Linked DNA regions of Homo sapiens: region 1 is linked to region 2. Evidence: chromatin loops called from intact Hi-C (ENCODE). Cell type or tissue: endothelial cell of umbilical vein. All regions are shown on one strand. Links, peaks and the distances in the headings refer to the core of each region. The heading gives the core; the rest is flanking DNA. Region 1 overlaps DROSHA (drosha ribonuclease III). Region 2 overlaps CDH6 (cadherin 6).

Region 1 (10,814 bases), core at 1,464-9,463, 250 kb before region 2:
ATGCGGGAGGATCACTTCAGCCCAGGAATTTGAAGCTGCAGTGAGCTGATTGCCCCACTGAACTCCAGCTTGGTTGACAGAGCTAGACCCTGTCTCTTAAAAAAAAAAAAAAAAAGGAAAAGGGCCAGGTGCAGTGACTTACACCTGTAATCCCAGCACTTTGGGAGGCTGAGGCGGGCAGATCACCTGAGGTCAGGAGTTTGAGACCAGCCTGGCCAATATAGTGAAACCCTGTCTCTACCAAAAATACACAAATTAGCTGGGTGTGGTGGCGGGCACCTGTAATCCCAGCTACTCGGGAGGCTGAGGCAGAATTGCTTGAACCCAAGAGGCGGAGTTTGCAGTGAGTCAAGATCGCGTCACCGCACTCCAGCCTGGGCGACAAGAGCGAAACTCCGCGTCAAAAAAAGAAAAAGAAAAAAAATGTAAGGTATATGTATGAGTTACACCGTATTTTGTCGTATTCTCAAAAGCACAGGAGAACCCCTGGATCATTTCCCTCCCACTTTAGTTGGCTTCCCATTTGCAGTGGACTCGCTGACTCCTGGATTTGGTCAATCAGTGTGTGGAAGTAGTAGAGTTAGAAGATGGAGGTTTGGAGAGTTTTTTAGTTTTTTGAGTTTTTTTGCTAGGGTGAGATAGGAGTATAAGTCAGTATAGGATGTTCTTTTAAGTATTCAAACATGATGGTAGTCATTTATATTATTTGATGGCATTTGTTGGGAGGTATTTTGGTGATCTTTGAAGTTACACAGTTTCTTGGTTGACCATTGTGTAGCAAAATAACAAGCTCTTCTTGACACTTAGAGAGAGATTACAGTTTGAATAGATGAGGAGATCCTGCCTTTCCAAATTTGTGTGTCTGAGAAGGGCTCTGGTGGTATGGATGGAAGCCCAAAAGAAAATAAAGTATATACAAAGAGAAGAGGTCAGAGAAGGAATTCCAAGAAGTGATTTTACTTAAAATGAAATGGAGAAAGGACTGTACGTGCATAAATCATCTAGCAGAGTGCTTTTTCCTATGATAGCAAGGAAGAAAGTTTGCACATTTGCTTTCTGCCTATCTCTTGAGAATTCCCAACAGCTCTGGTTGTTTTCTCTCCTGTTTACTCTCTGAGTAGTTCATTTCCACCCATGCATATTCTGATCCCCACCAGATCAATATTAATAGCTGTGACATGTACCTCTGTATTAATACTCCACTCTCACATTTTAGATTGCCTTTTGAAATGAACCTCCTCGATGTTTCCTCAGATACTTTACCCTCAACCTGTGTGAAACTAGACTCGTCATCTTCCCTGCATATTGAATTTGAGGTACTAAGGGGACACCCTCCTGAATTAAGTGACCTAGTTGGTCACTTACGCCAGAAACCCAGAAATGATCCTCAATTCTTTCTTCACTCTTCCTCCCACATCAGAATGGTCACTGTATATTTCAGTAATATCTCCTGTGTTTAAAATTTTTCTCTTCCTTTCCAGTCTTCCCTTCATTTGGCTCCTGGACTATTGCATTAGACTTCAGTCTGGTCTTCTTTGTTCCCTTACAAGCCATTCCCACACTGTTTCCACAGTGTCTCATCTGAAATGTAAATGATGATAATCTGTAACTTAAAGTACTTGAATGATTTCTCGTTGCCATATATCCATAAGCCCTGACCTTAACATGGTTTGTAAGGGCTACATAATAGAGTTCATATTTTCCTCTCTAGATCATCTGGCATCTCTCTCTCTCCACGCACTTCTATCTGAACTGTGAAATTACTACTTCTTTCCTCAGCTCCCTTTCCTCCATTTTTCTAGAAGCTAAACACCTGCTCTGCCTCAACTTTTTCTAGATGACCTGGAAAATTCCTCCCCATCTTTTTTTTTTTTTTTTTTTTTTGGTGATAGAGTTTTGCTCTTTTGCCCAGGCTGGAGTGAAGTGGCATGATCTTGGTTCACTGCAACCTCCAACTCCCGGGTTCAAGTGATTCTTCTGCCTCAGCCTCCCAAGTAGCTGGGATTATAGACGCCACCACGCCCAGCTAATTTTTGTATTTTTAGTAGAGACGGGGTTTCACCATGTTGGCCAGGCTGTTCTTGAACTCCTGAACTCAGTTGATCCACGCTGCTCAGCCTCCCAAAGTGCTAGGATTACAGGCATAAGCCACCGTGCCCGGCCCCTCCTCATCTTTGAAGACAACTCATATGTTACCTCCTCTTTGGTTCTTTTATACTTTATACTTTTTTTGTTGCTTGTTTGTTTTTTAATTGAACTTAGAAGTTACATTGCATTGTATTCTTTTTGTATTTACTTACATGCCTTTCTTCTTACACATCTTTACCTCTTAAGATAGGACCCGTAGCTTATTTTAGAGTACCTATGAACCTAATATAGTTGTTAGCAAAGAATAGGTATTTTAAAAATACATTGAATCATGCAAAATTTTGTAACTCTTAAATATTTTTAAATGATTATAAGAACAAAGTAGAACTTAAAAATGATAATGGCTATTATGAATTTCACTCAAATTAACCACTATTCTTTAGAATAAAAAGGAAAAGCCCCCAAGAACTAAACTTTGTATCTGAGAAAAGGATTTCCAGTAGATGGCATTATAAGACTATTTTTCTGTTTTTCTTACCATCCCTTTCACTGATAGAATTAAAATTTGTTTCTTTCTGATTGCTGTGGTTTATGAAAATGATTACATCTGTATAAAATCATCTTATGGACAGATTAAGCAGCCAGAAAAACTCAGTTAACGCGTCTCTGGGACTTCTGGGTCTGTTATTTTCCCCAGCTAGCCAGCCAATTCTCTGCAGTAATCTCCCTCCCTTTTTCATTCTTTAATTCATTCAAAAATATATTTACGGAAAACCTGTTATGTGTAGGCAGTAGGCAATTGTCTGATGATACATTGGTAAAGTAAGATAGATGTGGATTTATTTTATGCTGAGCCTTCCTTCATTTTCACATGTATCTTGAGTATTAGAACAGGTAATGAGAGGGGTATACTCTAGTGGCTAAGAGCTGGAGTCTAGAGAAAGACTTCGCAGTTCACCAAGCTACCTGTTATCTTAGGCATGGTACCTGATGACTCTTCTGCCTTAGCTTCCTGCACTGTTCAGTGGACATGGTAGCCAAACCCATGTTATAGGGATGTTGTGATGGTTACATGAATGAATATTGTGAAGCATTTGGGACACTGCCTGGCTCAAAAAATGTTAGCTATTATTATTTTTATTATCATTTGTTATTATTATATTTATTACCACAATTGCCTTTGCTTAAGAGCCAGATGGGCAGCATGAATTGGGTGTTTTCAGTGACCTATGAATCCATAATTGATGAGTTATCACCCTACTATCCCTGATCTGCCTAAGGAGCCAGAGATTCTAAAATATTTTAAAAACTTGAGAAACAGAAATGTTTATGGTTATGGTTTTATTAATTCTTTAGAGGTGATACTTGTGGTTTTAATGGGTTCTTGTCATGTTTGTGTTGCTGCTGCTAATACTGTTAATTAAGCACCACATTATGCAGGTTTCTTGGCGAGGCCAGGCCAGCTGGGTTCTTGTCATTAAAATCCAGCAGTTGTGGTCAAGCTTCATGTGCAGTGTTGTTAGCCGCTGAGATGAAGGTGAAGCCTTCTCATTTGGTTCATGGCCTTTTGGGTCAGGTAACAAACGTGTATAATATGAGCCTGCAGGGAGACGTTGGGGAACTGAACCTCACTTCTTTTTATTGCAGATTCCACTGTGTAAAGTAATTAGATTCAACATAGACTACACGATTCATTTCATTGAAGAGATGATGCCGGAGGTAAGGGAAAAGATTGTGTGTGGTTTGATGTAGTTTGCTCTTTTGCTTGTTCCATACTACTATTTTAAAGCATTGAACTTGGCCAGATCTGGCTTTTGCCAGGAATATCTCTAAAGTATCATATTCACTGTTGAAAGAGTCAGTGAAATGTAGCTCTAGTATCAAGGTTAAAATTCAGGCCAATTTTCAACTTGTTGACCTGTTTTTATACCCCTTTCTCCTTGTGTTACGTCTGCTGATATTAACTTTACATCTGTTTCTAGTTTCTTTTACGTAGGGGACAGATTTTGGTTACTGGCCATTATCAGAGGGGAAATTGGAATAGTGAAACAATCTGATAGCTGTTGTAATAATCTTATTCGTTATCTCCAATGACAAGATCAATGCTTGGTTCATTTTTCTTCCCATATATTTACATATTTTTCCTAATTGTTTTTCATTGCGAGTGCTCAACAGCAGATTTATCTCAATATATGCAAGAGATTTAAAATTCCAAAGGAAGATTAATGTGAATCTCAGAATGATTCATAGTCTGATCTTGAATTTAGTGGTGTCAACAAATCATACTAAGAAATAACAACTAGACAGCAAACAAGCTTGTGCACTTAACATTGTGTTGGAGTCAGGGTCAATTTCCGGAGCCCCTGGCTCTGCTTGCAAACCTTGTTTAATGGGACAGCTCTGTCATGGGCAGGGAGTGTGGAGGGGGAAATTGATCGGCATCACATGTGTGCCTAGTTGGCACCTGTTTCATTCTGAGCAAGTGTTGTTTATTGTACCTTCCTTTCAAAAAGAATTAAAGAAAAAGAACCACCCCTTCATTCTCCTGCTTTAGAAGGGTTTTTTTTTTTTTTTAACTTCCTTTTGGTTTTTAAGGTCATATGCCTTCATTTGCTATTGTAAAAGTTTATGACTTCTGGCGTGATCTCACGCAGGGTGATTTATGAACTCCGAGCAAAACAAGTAGGAGGAAGAATTATGAGATAAGTCTCACTTGCAAATATATCTGTTTAGCTTGTTTACAGGAGAAATTTTGGTGCAGAGTTGTATAATTTTCTTAGCCCTTTATTTGCATTCATTACTTTTTGAACTTTTTGGGTACACAGGACCTCTGTTTTTTGGTAACTCCATGACAATTATGCTGGATGTATGGGGCGGGGGTGGGGGACAAGCCTATCAGGTGCATATGTATAATCTGAATTAACAAAACATCCTCAGAAGATTCTGACACAGTTTATAATTGAATTAGAAAAATATATTAATATAAGTGAGACTTTACTTTTTGAATTTCTTATTTTATTTGTATACTGAGAAGGGCTAAGTTGACATTAAGGAATCCTAGTGGCATTATTGTCTATTTCATTTCCATCTGAAACTAGCGATCAGTGGCCAAACTCTTCAGGAAACTATATGGTCTTAGTATAGTTTTAACAGACACTTTTAAAGACACTTGACAAGAACAAGTTGAACCTTCAGTTAATGTATATTTTGCCAAACTACAGTAATTTAATTTTGGTTTATTTTTCAGAATTTTTGTGTGAAAGGGCTTGAACTCTTTTCACTGTTCCTATTCAGAGATATTTTGGAATTATATGACTGGAATCTTAAAGGTAAGTAATAGGATTTAAAGAAGAGAGTAGTGTTTATGGAAGAACATTATGGTATATGTGAAAACTCTTATAAAAGTTGTAGGGAGATAGTTGAAATTTCTCTTATTTTTTAAATACCCAGAGAAAAGTGTTATTCACAGGAATGCTTGTTATCATTTGACATGAATAAGTTTCTATGGATTTTACTTTATACAGTTTGACAGGGCTTATTATTAGCTGGTAGCGGCTTGAAGATGGTACCAGTTATTATGTGTAGCTACCTTGATATATGTGTACCTGGGAAATTACCATTAGTTAATATTTTAAATCTAGTAAACTTTGCTGTAATAAATCTTCTAAGATGCAAAACTTTGGTTAGTCATTAAAACACACACATGCACACACGCAGACACTTAGAGTGAACTAGATAGATTCAAAGACTTGATGCTTGGTTCTTGGATAGTAGCTTACTTTTTTGGAAGTATCCGTATTCTTTTTTTTTTTTTTTTTTTTTTTTTTTTGAGACGGAGTCTCGCTCTGTCGCCCAGGCCGGACTGCGGACTGCAGTGGCGCAATCTCGGCTCACTGCAAGCTCCGCTTCCCGGGTTCACGCCATTCTCCTGCCTCAGCCTCCCGAGTAGCTGGGACTACAGGCGCCCACCACTACGCCCGGCTAATTTTTTTTTGTATTTTTAGTAGAGACGGGATTTCTCTGTGTTAGCCAGGTTGGTCTCGATATCCTGACCTCGTGATCCGCCTGCCTCGGCCTCCCAAAGTGCTGGGATTACAGGCGTGAGCCACTGCGCCCAGCGGTTGGAAGTATCCGTATTCTAGCAAACAGTTACTTATTTATTGGTGAATGGCTTTTCAAACTGATAGCATTTCTCAACATTTTTTTTTTAGTGTAGTGATTAAAATGGGAAAGAATGAACACATAGTCACATTATATCATGCAGTAATTCAATTATAATAAGTCTTGATAGTTTTGAATTTTAAAAATAATTTTACTGTATGTATTTGCTACTTGGGGCTTTCATCCTCTTCTTGCCTTCCTGTAGTCTCCTCATTGCAGTCTTCCTTGGGTGCTTGTGGCAGTTACCAATGATTGATTTAGCCACTGAGGAGGAGTGGCAGGAGGTGGTGGTAATTTTTATGCCTCTACTTCTGGTGGTAGTTTTTGTGGTTATCATAAATCTTAGAAATTAAGTTGCAGTGCTTGTTTTTTAAGACTGAGTTTTCTTTTTTTTTTTTTTTTCTCATTTGTTTGCTTCAGGTCCTTTGTTTGAAGACAGCCCTCCCTGCTGCCCAAGATTTCATTTCATGCCACGTTTTGTAAGATTTCTTCCAGGTAAATCTTCTGGCTTGTCAGTGACCTGGTGAGATAGTGCATCTGAAAATAAGCTTGCCATTTTCCTTTCAGTCTTCAGGGACAACTTTCCCACCTTCGATACTGTTAATTATCTACTTCTCAGGTTAGGCACGGAAATGTAAAATTATACATGTGGATTTATATCCCTGCATAAATTATGGTAGTCCAAATTAGATGAACAATGGAAGAACAGATTTATAAATTTTAGAAATCTACTTGACAAAATATCATGCGGGTGTGTTAATGTGGAGAAATGATTGTGGCTTAAAAAATGCATATGGCTAATTGGAAAACAATAAAAAAATTTAAATGCAATATGATTATAACTGCTGAAAAAATTACTGTAATAATAGTTACATTAAGGTAGTAGGATTATAGTGATTTTTTCTTATCTTTTGACATGTGCTTGAATTCATTTTACAGTGAAAAAAAGGTATAAAATAATTTTTTCTCCCAATAAAATATAGGGAAATATATGACAGTTTTTTAAAGCAATATTTTAACTGTTTTCTAATTTTTTAAAAAGAATCCACCTGTAATATTTGGCATTATATTTAGTGTTTTTAAAAATGCTTGGAGTCAGTTTAGTGACATGTACCTATAGTCTCAGCTATTTGGGAGGCTGAGAAGGAAGGATCGCTTGAGCCCAGTGAGGGTTTGAGACCAGCTTGAGCAACATGGCAAGGCCCTATCTCTAAAAATTAAAAAAAAAAAAAAAGTATTTTTAATGAAATCTTTTGGTTGCCTTTTTGTTTGCAAATCTTTCTCCTTGAGGCTTCTGGCACCCTATTCCCACTCCTTCTTTATTTATTTCCTAGTCAATTACCTGCTTTATCAAATGCTGTGAAACCTGGCTTACAGTTTCCTCTCTCCACAAGGTTCTGTTACCAGCCTGGTGAACTTCACTTACCATTCTACCCTGAGCTATATAATTATTTGACTTTTTCTACTGTAAGGATTGTCACCACTCAGCCGCTTAATCTTAAGATAAAACCTTGGACCATGCCACCAACCTACATTAATTTCTCCCTAGAATTTGACTCCATTATCTCACTTTCTGGTGACATCCTTCAGTCTAGCCTCTCATGTCCCTATTGCCTTTGCATCTACTTGGATCTTCCCTCTTCTCCTTATGTATGGCTACTTTCCTTTGCCTTCCCCACCAGGTCCTGTGCTCTGATGTTTACCCTGTCAGTTCTAGCTGTCTTAGCTGCCTGTATGGCCATCATCTCCGAGTTAATGTCATCAATCCAACTGCTTGCCTTTTCTTCTATATATGGGCCACTCAGTAATACTGAAGAGTAAAACATAGCTGCTGCTATAAATCTGTGGTCTATAATCTTGGTTGGGGAGCTTTTCTTCGTGTAACCTTTCCACCCAATATCAGCAGTTAAAGAATTTCAGTGCTGTGTTTGTGCTGTCCTCCTTATGCCTCCTGTCTTCCCATGGGCAGAAGCCCCTGTCTCCCTTGGGCAGGAGCCCTTGTCTCCCTCATGCCTGAGAGCCCTGCAGTGAGCCTGTCGGAGTCTGGCTTCCTCCAGTGCCCTTGTCCATTCACAGCCAAGTTTTGCTTCAGTGCCAGACCCTCTCTAACTGTCCCTAGCCCACTGTAGCTGCCGATGCCAGAGGCAGCCTCCTACAGACCAAGTGCAGAGCATGTGCCTCAGTGTTAGTCTCTTCCCTGCTCTGGTGCCTGGGTGCTCCTTACTTTCCTCCTGTCTCTTTGACTCCTCTTGTGTGGCTTTAGTTTCTTGTCTACTCTGTCTGGTTTAGATTTTTCTCAAGATTTTTTCCTGATACTCTTTCCTCAGTCCAGGCAGTCAAAATGGCTTAGTTTATTTTAGGTTAGCATTACTCAGATTTTTAGTATTACTGTTCATGTTTATTTTGTTTAGAAATGCATTCAAAGGCTTTTCTCCTTTTTATATCTGGTTTTGTTTTATTGAGATGCCGTTTCTTCTCTTCTGGTGAATGAATCTTTTGATTTTAGAATGGAGCTTCAACAGTAAACTTATTAGAAAATGGTGTTAGAGTGAATTTGCTGAAAAGCCTTTTCCTTTCTATATCTACTTTCCTGTAGGCGTTTTATGACCAAACAGATGTCTGAGAGAAAGTGGGCAGTTTTAAAATCACCTTAAAGAAAAATCTGCTGTTGGATATTTACTTTGTGAGATTTCAACTCTCACGTAACTATGTGGGGATAACATTTAGGTTGTCATAAAGAAAAAGGTCTATTGATTTGTTTTTAAACAGGGTTTACCTTTTCATTAGACTCCCCTTTGAAAATATACATACTAAGAAGACCCCGAAGGATACAGAAAAATACCTGATGTATAAAATGCATTTTGGTATTAGATAGGAAATTACGGTTGATTTGTTATTCATAATGTGACTTTGTTAAAGATCTTTTAGAAAATGGTGAATTAAAAAAAAACATTTTGATATATATTTTCATTTTTTTCTGTGCAGAAGGGTTTTTTTTACGTAGTTGTCATCTACTAGTATATGATTTGCATCTATTTTTTAATAATTCATTGAGCAGATGGATATTTTTAAAGATTGTGATATATAGTGCCAAATTTCTTGTCAAAAGAATAACATCAGTTTGTGCTGCCATGAAAAATGCATTATTATTCATTTTTAGCATTTTGCCTTTCCCATCTTCCTTCTCTCCTTTCTTTCTTCCTTTTAAAAAATTTCAGTGGTGAGTTCCATGAGGCTGAAGAGTAAACATTTGTCTGTCTTGTTGTATCACTAGTGCTAACATACTTCATGGCACATAGCAGGGACGCAGTAAATGCTTGTTTACTGATTTTATTTAATTGGTCATAATAATGCCTTATCTAAGTATTCATGTTTTTGGTTACTAGTGAGTGTGCTTTTCAAATAGTCTTTGGTATTATCTCTCATTTTTATAAAGTAAACTTTTGGTTGAACTATAACATAAATACTGAAAAGTGCATGGATCATGAATATAGGACCTTAGTGAGTTTTTACAAAGTGAATATGACCATCCACCCAGCACCCAGATCAAGATTAGTAGCTTCCAAGAACCCCCTTCGGACCCCTTTCCAGTCGCTGCTGAGACCCTCAAGGGTAACCGCTATTCTGACTTGAAACACCATGTATTAGTTTTACCTGTTTTTGAACTATAAAAACTAGAATTTTATATTCTGTTTTGCTTCTGTCTTTTGTTTAATGTATTTCAGAATCATATCCTGTTGCACTTAACTGTAGTTGGCTCATTCTCACTACTATATAGTATTATATGGGATGACTAAATTAAAATAAACCTATCTATGATTAATGGACATTTGAGTATTTTCAGTATATATATATATATATATATATATACTGACATTGCCAATAGAAAAACGGGCAAAAGACTTGAATGAGCACTTTAAAAAAAACACTATCTAGGTACCTAATAAATATATGAAATAGTGCTCCATTTTATTAGTCATTAGGAGAATGCAAATTAAAATCACAATGTGATACTTCTGAACACACATCAGAATGGCTAAATTGACAAAGAAAAAATAAATGCCAAGTGGTGAGAATGTGAAATAACTTGAATTTTCATACACTGTTAATGAGAAGGTAAAACAGTACAGTCACTTTGGAGAACTGAAAGTGTCTACAAAGCTTAATATACACACAGCCAGAATTCCACCTGGTATGGTATATATGTAACAGAAAAATATGTATATATGCTCACTAAACAACACGTACATGTCTTTGGTGAACGTACATATGCTATTCAAATATACAGATACAGATATATAGTGAATATATGTTATATATAGTGAATATAGAACATGAATATAAATGTCATGAATATATATATATCTAATACCTTCTCTGTAGATTGCTTTTTGATCTTCTTGATGATTTTTGTTGAATAGAAATTCTTAATTTTTATGTAGTCCAATTTATAGATATATATTCCTTTATGATTAGAGCTTTTTGTATCATATTTATGAAATTTTCGCCTACCCTAAAGTCAAGATACTCACTTATATTTTCTTCACTTTCAGAGCTGTAATCAG
Region 2 (10,814 bases), core at 1,215-9,214:
TTCAAAGTGTTCGCCATATGATCTAGGGTGCTGATAGCATGTGGGAAACCATGTGGCTATCGCCATCTGCTGACACCTCCATCCTTTTAAGGACACAGATTTGCTTACCTCGTGCAATGCCCTTGAGAGTCTACTGAGAGCTCCTTTTAGCCTTGGGATAACGTGGACCCTAAACCTGGTGGCTGATTCATTCTTTTCCAAATGACATGTCTTTGATTGCTAACTATTTACTAAATATTATTCCTTACATTAACCTGCCTCGTTCAGCTGTCCTCTCTGAAACACGGTGAGGTTTAGATAAACAAAATGGATTCATTCATTCTTAAAAACATACTATCTTGCCAAAAAGTTATTTTTCTGCATGTTCAAAAATATGGCTAAGTGGCAATGTATTCTTAAACGTACAAATCTATGTGAATTTTCTTCCAAAATGAGACAAATTTTGCTCCTTACCATCCTATTAGCATGATTCCACAGCACTCCCCAAGCATCTGAAATCACATCGAATAAGGCAGTAATTGTGATGAAAGACAGTTAGAGGAGAGAACAGTGCTTGGGGACCCCCTTCTCCGTTCAGATGTTGGGCACAAATATTGACATTAAATCCCAGCATGAGGGACCAGATTTTCAAATTCTGCTGATCAAAACAGGTTCACAGCCAGCACACTCAAGTTCAGAGAGAGGACAAAATGACACTGGGAGATGGGGGGCGGGGAATCCCTCCCAAGCAGAGCCCTCCTTTTTTTTAAATCCCCAGTAATGTTCCAGTAGATTAATAGCAGAGAGGCCAGCCAAAGTTGGAGAGGATTTAATGGTGTTTGTGGTAGGATGCAGCACGTGGCAACAAAGGTGTGCCAGAGCTCACCACGAGGCAGGGCCTGGGAAGGACACCTTGGGGAACTAAGACGATCGGAGAGAAATGTGCCTCCTTTTCTCTGCTTCCCATCACCTTCATTCATATTGTGTGCCCACCCCTTCTCAATTAGAGGACTATATTATGATCCTTCAATGAGTCATATAACTGTAACTGAAATAAACTCGAGTGATTTGTTTCAGTGAAAGACACCTTGATTGAGGTGGTTATTAGTAAACTATAGAGTACAATGAGGATAATTGATGTGAATATTGTCATTATTTAGGAATGTCTTCAAATTTTCCCATTAATTTTCCTGTGATTAACAAAACTACTTAAATTTAGCCAACTGAATATAGAAAATGTAAATCATTTGCCACAGTGTAGAACTGCTATTTGTATATACACCATTAATAAAAATTTATACCGCATAATAAATTGTTATATATTTTTAGGCATCTGGTTCTCATTAAAAAATCTGACAAATGTTTTCTATAGTTCAAAAACTGAATGGAAAAAAGAATAAATTATTGGCAATTAAAAGCAAATAGAAATGCAAATATCAATCGTATGAGTACAAACAATGGGCATAAATTAATACAAATATGGTTAATGAATGTCTCAAAATGTCCACAATTCCTTTCTGATCAAAGGAAAAGAAAAATTGTAAAAATTGTAAAACAATTATTTTATAATAAATTTAAATTCCATAATTAAAACAATATTCTAGAATGTGGCTAAAGTATTGCTTCTTGCCTGTGTTTCAGTATATTCAGTTTTTGGCCTTTCATTTGGGGTTAAAAAACCAGAACATATGTTTGGAAATGAGATTGTCTTTCATTTGTTCTCTGAAAACAAGATTTATTCATTTGGGTTTTATTGCTACAAATAAATTACTTATTTGGGGCTTGTTTCTCTAAAGTAAAGGGTTTGTGTAGTAAGTCATGCATAACATTCGCTGTTTCCTGCCACGTGGTCAGTAGCTGCTTGCAGAGAAATTGTATGAGTACTTAGTTTTCACTGTCATTAGAGCAAACTGGAGACAAAAGAATAAAGGAGAACAGTAAAAATCAAATAGAAGAAGACTCTAAATGTATTAGAATGGAGGATAGCTATATAACTGTCGAGTTTGAAATGAAATCACAAAACAACATTTTCTTATGGACACACAAAAGCCACTCAAATCACAAAATTACTCTTGTTGGTGTTGCCTCTGATGTAATGGATTGACTGAAAAAAATGGAATTTTTCTAACTTTGGGCTTGAAAGAATGGCATACAAGGCAAAAAAAAAAAAAAAAAGAAAAAGGAATAGAAAAGATGAAATTATATGGTATCATAAAAATATATTTAAACCCTAAAGAAATTGATTATATGGTAGTAGGATCTAGGATTGAATGGGTGATTCAAAAATTTTCTTCTACCCCATGGTCTTCTCAGCTGGATATTTGGCAACTCGCTCAGTATCTCAAAATCTAAAATAGGTTGAACCATCTATTAATTGATGATATTGAGTACAGTATGGCAAACTCCCTCACCCCCACAGGGAGGCCTTCATATTACACACTTGTGGATAATGGAGTGCTTGGGGACAGGATGCTTTGAGTTACTTAGGCTAATAGAGCAAGAAATTAATTTTAAAGTAGCTTCAATATCATAAAGAGTATATATGTATGTATGTATATGTGCAAACCTATATACACATGCATATGTGCATGCATGTATATATGTATGCATATGTGTCATGCATATGTATGTATATGTTTATGTATATAATTTGAGCTAATCAATATAATAATAGAGGCCTAAGAAAGAAGGTCTGGAGCCTAGAAAAGAAGAAAGGTCTATTTTTATAAAAACTGATGAAATACTTGTGGTAGGGAGTGAGAAGAGTCACAGAAGAGAAGCAAAGAAGTGGAAAGGAAGGAATGTGGACATTCTATGATTTACAGTGAGAACCTGGTGGTGGAGTGGAGGTGGAGATGGGATTCCCCACCTATCAGCTGTATAGGATGCTGAATGGCAAGTATGAGGAAAATGGCATCTAGTTATTAGTAACACTCTTTTAGGGTAGTTACTCTGTGGATACCTTCCCATTATCAATCTCTGATGGTTTTGCTAAATATGACTTAATTAGCAGACATACACTCCATATATGTGATAAGATTCTAAAATGGTGACACAGTCCATGAATAAAACCAGAAAAAGTCTTTTAAGATTTTATCCCAGTTTATAGAAATTTACAGATTTACAAATTTTCTTTTCTGGTACTATTTTAGCACAATTTTTGCATGTACTTAAACATCTAGTTTATCATCAGTTCTTGTTACAACATCAGGCAAGAGTAACATGTTAATAAAGAATAAAAAAAACCTTTAAATACAATTGTTATGAGGCTACACATTTAAATATTTTCAGACTTTAAAATTTGATACTTAGTCAAAGTATTAAGAACACACTTTAAACAGAAAAACATTATGAAAAAAATGTATTTGAGATATAGACTATTATCACAATTTTTCATTTGTTCAAAAGCCATCAGAATGGAACATGTAATAATTCAATCATTCACTGAGAATTATCTTTTGAGTTCCTAACATGTCCTGCCTCATGGAATTTACGTTCTAGTAGAGGAGACACACTCGAAGCAAGTGAATGATAGTCAGGTAATATATTTTTGAATCATTGGTGAGGCCTATGGAGGTAAAGTGGAATGGGTAAAGGGATGCTGAGTAGTAGAGAGTGAGGCGGTGGGTGTTTTATAAAGTCAAGGAGGACCTCTCCGTGAAGAAACTGGAATCATGACAATGAGCCAGTCATGGGAAGAACTGGCGGAAGTTTCCAGTAGAAAAAACAGCAAATGTCGTAGCCACACAGGAAAGAAACTTTCAATGGTCTTAATGAAGCAAGGTCAGAGTAAGTGAATTAGAGTAAGAGATGAGATGACCAGAAATTTTAATGAGTAATGATAAGCAATAACAAGGAAATATGATAAGCAAAGTTTTTGTTTTGTTTTTTTTTTTTGAGACAGAGTCCCACTCTGTCATGCCAGCTGGAGTGCAGTGGCATGATCTTGGCTCATGGCAACCTCCACCTCCCAGGCTCAAGCGATCCTCCCACCTCGGCCTCCTGAGTAGCTGGGACTACAGGTGTGCACAACTATGCCCGGTTAATTTTTGTATTTTTTTTTTTTTTGTAGAGACGGGGCATTGCCATGTTGCCCAGGTTGGATAAGTAAAGTTTTTAAAGCTTTGATTAAAATGTTTGTAATTTATCTCTCTTCTCTTTTAGCTTTTATACTTTATTTTTTTGTGTAAAATATGCTCCTTATAATATATACTCTCTGTATGTGTATATGTGTGCATTTGTGTGTATATGTGTGTGGATGTGTAACATGTGAAGGCGTATGTGCATATATAAGTGTGTTTATAGAGATATGTCTATGTACGCGTGTGTGTGTATTTGTATATTCAGTTGTTCATTGCATGGTAAGAAACAGCATGATATAGTGAACTTTGGGCTGCCTGGGTTTGCACACTGGCTCTTCCATATTCTAGCTCTGCAACCTTTGAAAGGTTATTTAACTTCTCTGTGACTCAGTTTCTTCATCTGTACAACGGGGAGTATTAAAGGACCTATTTTGGAGGAATGTTGTGAGGATGAAATGAATTAATATATGGAAAACTCTTAGAACAATGCCTGGTGTATGGTACATGTGGCAATAGCATAAGTGCCATATAAGTGTTGCATTTATAATTTCCTCAACAGATAACATTTTATCCAAATGAATAGATGATATTGTAATTAATAATTCCAAGTTACATTCTCACAAGCAAAACCAATAACTAAAAAGCCTGACTTGATATGTTTTCATTGGCCACTCAAATCCATTTGCTTTGCAAACTTGTTTGAACTTTTCTTTCTTTTCAGAATATTTTTAGCTTAAAGAGGAAACTACTTATGTTTCTAAATTGGGACAGTTAAATACTCCTGTCCTGGACCGAGGGTGCAGCCAAAAACGTTTTGTAGAGATTAAGGGTGCATTAAACGTATGTCCACTTGAGGGAGCTCTAAGATTCCTCCAAAGCCTGGGTCTTAGAGTCTAACCAGGCTGGAGGCAGCACCTATGACACTGGGTTGGGTTAGTGGAAGAAAAATGTGGAAGAAAAATTTAAAACGTCCAGAATGAAAGCTTGGAAAATAAAGTGCAGGGTAGTAAAACTGATAATTATTTTACTGTTTTCCAGTTATGTATTTAATTGAGGGGAACAGAAACACTTTTTTGAGAACTTCAAACGGCTCAGCTGGAAGCACAGGAATTAGCATAAAGTGAAATATTTATGGGAGCTTAATACTGTTTAAGACTCATTTTCTCCTTGCCTTAAGACATGAAGTCAAATTAACCATTTCTAATTAAAGAGTGAGAAACAAAGTAGTGTAAGACCAGAAGTAGAAGCTAAATGGTGATGCCTAAGTTGTGAAGTCTGAAACAGTCACTTGACATAGAGGTCAAGAATGGGAAGATACAAAATAATTCCTGCAGAACAAGAGAAACAAATCAGGGTGATTTGAAAAGAAACATAATTATAGTAGGCTTACTCTACTCCTTAAGTGAATATTTTTCTTCTAAGAGCAAAGGTCTAAAACTGGACATGGTAATGCCCTTTTATCTCTTTATGTTAGAGGCTGAGCTACAGAGGAAGTGCTATGGTTTGAATATTTATCCCCTCCAAAACTTATGTTGAAATTTAATCCCCAGTGTGGCATTATTGAGACGTGGGACCTTTAAGAGGTTCATGCATGGATTAATGGATTAATGAAATAGTGGGTTAATGAATTAGTGAGTTATCATGGGGAGTAAAGCTGGAGGCTTTATAAGAAGAGGAAGAAAGATCTGAGCTAGCACACTCAGCCTCCTTGCCATGTGGTGGCCTGTGCCACCTTGGGACTCTGCATAGAGTCTCTACCAGCAAGAAAGCCCTCACCAGATATGTCCCCTTGACCTTGGACTTCTCAGCTCTCCAAATTGTAGAAATAAATTCCTTTTCTTTATAAATTACCCAGTTTCAGGCATTCTGTTACGAGCAACAGAAAATGGACTGAGACAGGAAGCGTCCATGAAATATTCAAAATAAGCTGGAACTGCTTTAAATATGATTCATGGGAATTCTGACCCCGCCAAACAGTAATCTGTTAAGGATACTAAAAAGGAAAGAAATTCCCAAAGGGCAAGGAAGACAAAATCCTGGGAATTTCAGGCCAGTCTTTTTCTCCTTATTGCTAAACCACTATGGAGATACGCAATGATTTGATTAAAATATCAATTTTATGCACATAATTTAATTTTAATTGCATCGTGAGTAATCTGTTAAAAAGAGTTTGAACATTTGGCCTCTAAATCATTATAGGCTGAATCACCCTAAGATGAAAATAAGGCAGTGAAGACTGTTATCCAGAAGAAAAGAAAAATATTGCATTTGAATATACTTTCAACAAATGAAAACTATAATTAAAATATAATCATGTGATTAGAAGAATATTTAAAAGAGCATATTGTGTTTCCTGCATATTTTTATATGTGTAGGTTTTACATTTTAAAGAGTTTGTTCGTCTTAACATGGATTTAAGCATTTTGCATAAAGATTCACACTAATCTTTTCATTCACAGTTCATGAAGTCCCCTACAATTGTTTATTAATTAGCATATAATATTTTTACCTGGATGCTATACTGTATTGTTTAGCTTCTTTTGTATACATCTCTAATTTCTCTTTAGAATTATTTTGAGTTTGATTAAACTCAATGGATTTGTTGTTCTACTTGAGGACACAATCAAGATTATTCTGCAGATGGTTTCTAAATCATAGGTTAGTTTTTAAAAAAATAGCATTTTCATTTTTGCACGGAGGATTTGTTTCTCTTTGCTTTGCCTATAAGTTTCTTTTCTCATTTTTCACTGAGTACATTACTCATGGTCTTAAACATCTTCCGCTGCTTTCTTAAAGATGCAACAGGAAGATACATCTGTAGAGGAGGCCTAATGCTTCTGAATTCTCTGTTAATAAATACACTGGAAGTGTATTTTAACGGTGTTTAACATAAATACTTTAATACATACTCTCAGAGACTCTTTTTCTAGTAAGTGAAGGAAAATGAGCCAGACTTTTAAAAAAAGATATTCTCTGCCTGTGATGGTTATACAGACAAACCTGTGTATGATCCCCTAGTGAGTTCTCTATGTCTTTGGAGAAGTCATCTACAGGACAGAGATGACTTTTCTCCCATGCAAGTTAAGTTGATCTTTTAATTTGCAATGGTAGACCCTAAATATCACCTTGAGTGAGAACCTGCAGGAATTCAGAGGCCCTCAACTTCTTAACTGCTGTGTCTAAATTGGGACTTCAGGGCTCTTTCTGTGCCAAAGAGAAAGCAAATTCTCTTCAACTGGGATATTCTGCAAGGAGCGGAATCACTGTTATTTTGACTTTGTTGTTCAGACACGCCACAGTGGCAGCAGAAATAGCATCCGCCAATTAAACGCCCATACAGCATTCAAAGGATATGGAAGATAGAATTTAATTATGAAACAGATGACACTACTCAATCTTAATTGTCATACCAGGATCCAAGTCACTGGCCTGATAATCACCAGCCAGGAGAATGGAGAGCAAAGTCCCTTACGTCACCAAGGGCAAAAAGCCTCAGCCCGTAATTATGCTGCTCCTTAATAATCCCAATTAAGAGCAACAACAACAAAAACACAAAACTTCTTCCTATGTTCTGTGACATTAAGTACTGAGAAATGTTTATTCAGCTACTATGATGGTCCACAATTGCATTTCTCTTTGTCATAATTCATTCTTTCACTAAAAAATCCTTAGGTGGGACTCCGGAGTTTCTTGAATTCTCACAAGTGTTTTCAGAGTTAGAATTCTTTTTACATAAAAAAATTAACCACTTATTGGTTTAGCCAATAATATCAGGGGAACTAGAGACCTATAAAAGCTTCCAAATTGGCACCAGCCATACAGTCGTAAGAGCCAAGCTGCCTTAACAACTTGTTACAAATGCCTAACAGCTCCAGAGAGAAAATATTTTCCTGAGCCTCCAGTTCCTCATTCTGTTTTGCTTTTCTGCAAACTTCACAAAGATAACAGGCAATATGCTTCATTTCCTACCCTCCAATCTATTTTGGCCAAACATTTAATTTCTAACCAGTATGGTGACCAGAACTGGATAACAAGAGGTCTGTTAGCCAGGGTAGTAAAGCACCAGATTTGGAGTCAAACCAGTAGGCTTGCAGTCTTTGTTTTGCCCTTTCTTCCTTTATCACTGACTGAGTCTCTTCACCTTGATCGGACTCAGGTTTTGGAGAATCGGGTAGAGCTTGAGGGCTGTGTTGTAGATTAAATAAAATGATATAGTTTGGGCAGTTGGTACCCTTGGAAATGGCACGCAAGTGCTAGTTAGTATGACGGGTAATTAGACCTGTCAGTGTCAGAATGGAGAAAGAACTAACCTGTATTGAACATCTACTAAGAGTCTATCATTATATAAGGTACTTTTGTACTTTTTATGCCCTATGAGAGATGCATTATTTTCCCCACATTACAGGAAAGGAAATAAATCTTGGAGAGATCAAATAACATGCCTAAGATCAGGGGTTCCCCAACCTCTGGGGCCATGGACCAGTACCAGTCTGCAGCCTGTTAGGAACCCGGCCACACAGCAGGAGGTGAGTGGCAGGTGAACCAGCATTGTAGCCTGAGCTCCGCCTCCTGTATTAGAGGCATTAGATTCTCATAGGAGGGCGAACCCTATTGTGAACTGCGCATGTGAGGGATGCAGGTTGCGTGCTCCTTATGAGTATGTAGCTAACGCATGATGATCTGAGGTGGGACAGTTTCATCCTGAAACCATATCCTCTGCTCACCCCACCACATCTGTGGAAAAATTTTCTTCCACAAAACCAGTTCCTAGTGCCAAAAAGGTTGGGGACCACTGCCTAGGATTGTACAACTGGGTTATTGGCAAAGCTGGGGTGGGAGTCCATGGGTGTCTGACCCTGGGACATACTTTTCTCCATTCCACAAAGTTTGGAATCAAGGTGAATGCAGCTTCCTTCTCCAGCTGATTCACTTCCTGAACCTTGGCACTGGGGATCTGCAGCAGGCAGAACAAAGGCCTTCCAAATATGCCCACGTCCCAATCCACAGAACTATGTTATTAATACCTCACATGGCAAAAGAGACCGCAGATATGGTTAAGGATCTTGAGCTGTGGAGATTATCCTGGATCATCTGGGTGGGTCCAATATAACCACAAAGGTCCTTAGACCTTAAAAGAGGGAGGCAGGTGGGTCAGAGAAGATGGGACAGTGAGGCATGAGTCCGAGACAAAGAGAGAGAGATTTAAACATGCTACACTGTTGGCTTTGAAAATGGCGGAAGGGGCCAAGAAAACAGGTGACCTCTGGAAGCTGGGGATGGTAAGGAAGTGGCTTCTCCTCTAGAGCCTGTAGAAAGAACACAAGCACACCGACAGGCTGATTTTTAGCCCACTGTAATCACCTCTGACCTCTGACCTATAAATCTGTACGAGAATAAGTTTGTATTGTTTTGTGGTAATGTGTTTTGTGGTGTGCGTTGCAGCAGCAAGAAGCAACTAATACTGGTTCCTTGTCTTTTCTGGGTTTCTTAAGCTTCGTTTGTTTAGATGTAGGATGGTTAAGGTAGGGGTCCGTTCCCTCAGGAGGTGGGATGGAGCATGGAGACTGGGCATGTTGATGAGCAGGGAATATCTGAGAAGCACGGCCACAGCTTGTGGCTGACAGGGAAGCTATATTTGATTCTTTACAGAATAAAATTGGAGTTGGAGGCCAAAAGGATGTAAATTCTGGAGGAACCTTGGCAGAAGCCTTGATCTGTGAGGTTTTAGGAAGAGGTTGAAGAACTAGGGTGTTTGCCTCTGATGCACTGCTAGGGAGGGGGAGGTGTACATTCTATTCTAGAACGCTGGGAAAAAGCCAGGAAATATTTCTCTTCTGAACTCCCAAAAACTATAAAGCAAATAACTTCAAAATGTATATGCTTGTTTATTTATTATATTATGCTTATTATATTAATGTACTTCTATACTTGTATACAGTATATGGGACTGGGCAAATAAAAAATATCAGTTGAAAGGGTACATAATGAAAATATGTAAAGTATCCCAAAGCCCAAGTAGATTGTCTTCCACGTCCACCGTGGAGTGGAGGAGAGGGTGAGGAGGGTTTGGGAGAATGTGGTTTGACGGGCGGAGGTGCTTTCCCGCCGTACGTTCCTTTCCTTGTCTCTCGCCCAACTTAGTTTCAGAAAGGGGGTGAAGTGGGATAGGGTGAGGAGATACCTCCACTCTTCTTTCCGAGCATCAGCTAGGCAGGGAGATTTGTGTGCTTTGGAGTTTGAGGAGCCCTGTTTTAAGAGGAGTGTGTCTGCTGTAACCCGATGTGTGGTGCTAGGAGAAGCTGAGCAGCTTCCAGGGATGGGTCATTTTCAGGCTTTGCCCTTATATGGTTGGAACAGGCTCAGCCCTTTCTTATGAAAGCCATGAGACCACCTTTCTTCACATTTGATTCTGAGAAACACAACATACTTCAAAATCCTTAATTAGTCTCACAGAGTGATTTGATTGCATAATAATGAGGATAGTGGGATTTCACTGTCTCATCTTCAAAAGCCTAGTTTTTCACAACGTATTTGCAGTCCCAAACAGTTTCTGAAAATAGCAAAAACGACGAATTTGTGTTCCTAGTTTGTAAAAGCATTTCATGTTCAAGAGGAGTTTGAACTGACCGTTTTCTTCTCGTGTTGGTAGGAAGGAGGTGGGGACCCTGGGAGAGGAGGCAAAAAGGGACAAGAAGTAGGAGAACTGCACTCTGGTTGTGAACTTCCCTAATATGCTGTGTGAACATGGCCAAG

What was found. Hi-C counts contacts between places; a loop is a spot of excess contacts. Peaks named below come from ENCODE experiments on the same cell type or tissue, not always from the same donor. Only the 100,000 strongest peaks of a DNase experiment are listed, where the experiment ranks them.
Region 1: it touches region 2 in a loop (7-fold over the local background); 4 of 110 quality-filtered maps call a loop at or near these places.

What each region holds. Positions count from the first base shown.
Region 1 is chr5:31,479,484-31,490,297 of GRCh38, reverse strand. DROSHA (drosha ribonuclease III) reads left to right here. Exons shown (of 36, transcript NM_001382508.1): 14 at 3,736-3,807; 15 at 5,336-5,417; 16 at 6,670-6,744. Among named protein-coding and RNA genes, the nearest start is that of DROSHA, 47 kb to the left of the region's middle. In endothelial cell of umbilical vein, for the core only: no CTCF peak of the experiment used is centred there; a DNase peak (open chromatin) is centred at 4,597; H3K27ac peaks cover 1,615 bases.
Region 2 is chr5:31,226,577-31,237,390 of GRCh38, reverse strand. All of the region lies in intron 1 of CDH6 (cadherin 6), which reads right to left. Among named protein-coding and RNA genes, the nearest start is that of CDH6, 38 kb to the right of the region's middle. In endothelial cell of umbilical vein, for the core only: a CTCF peak has its summit at 4,929 (motif pointing right); no DNase peak of the experiment used is centred there.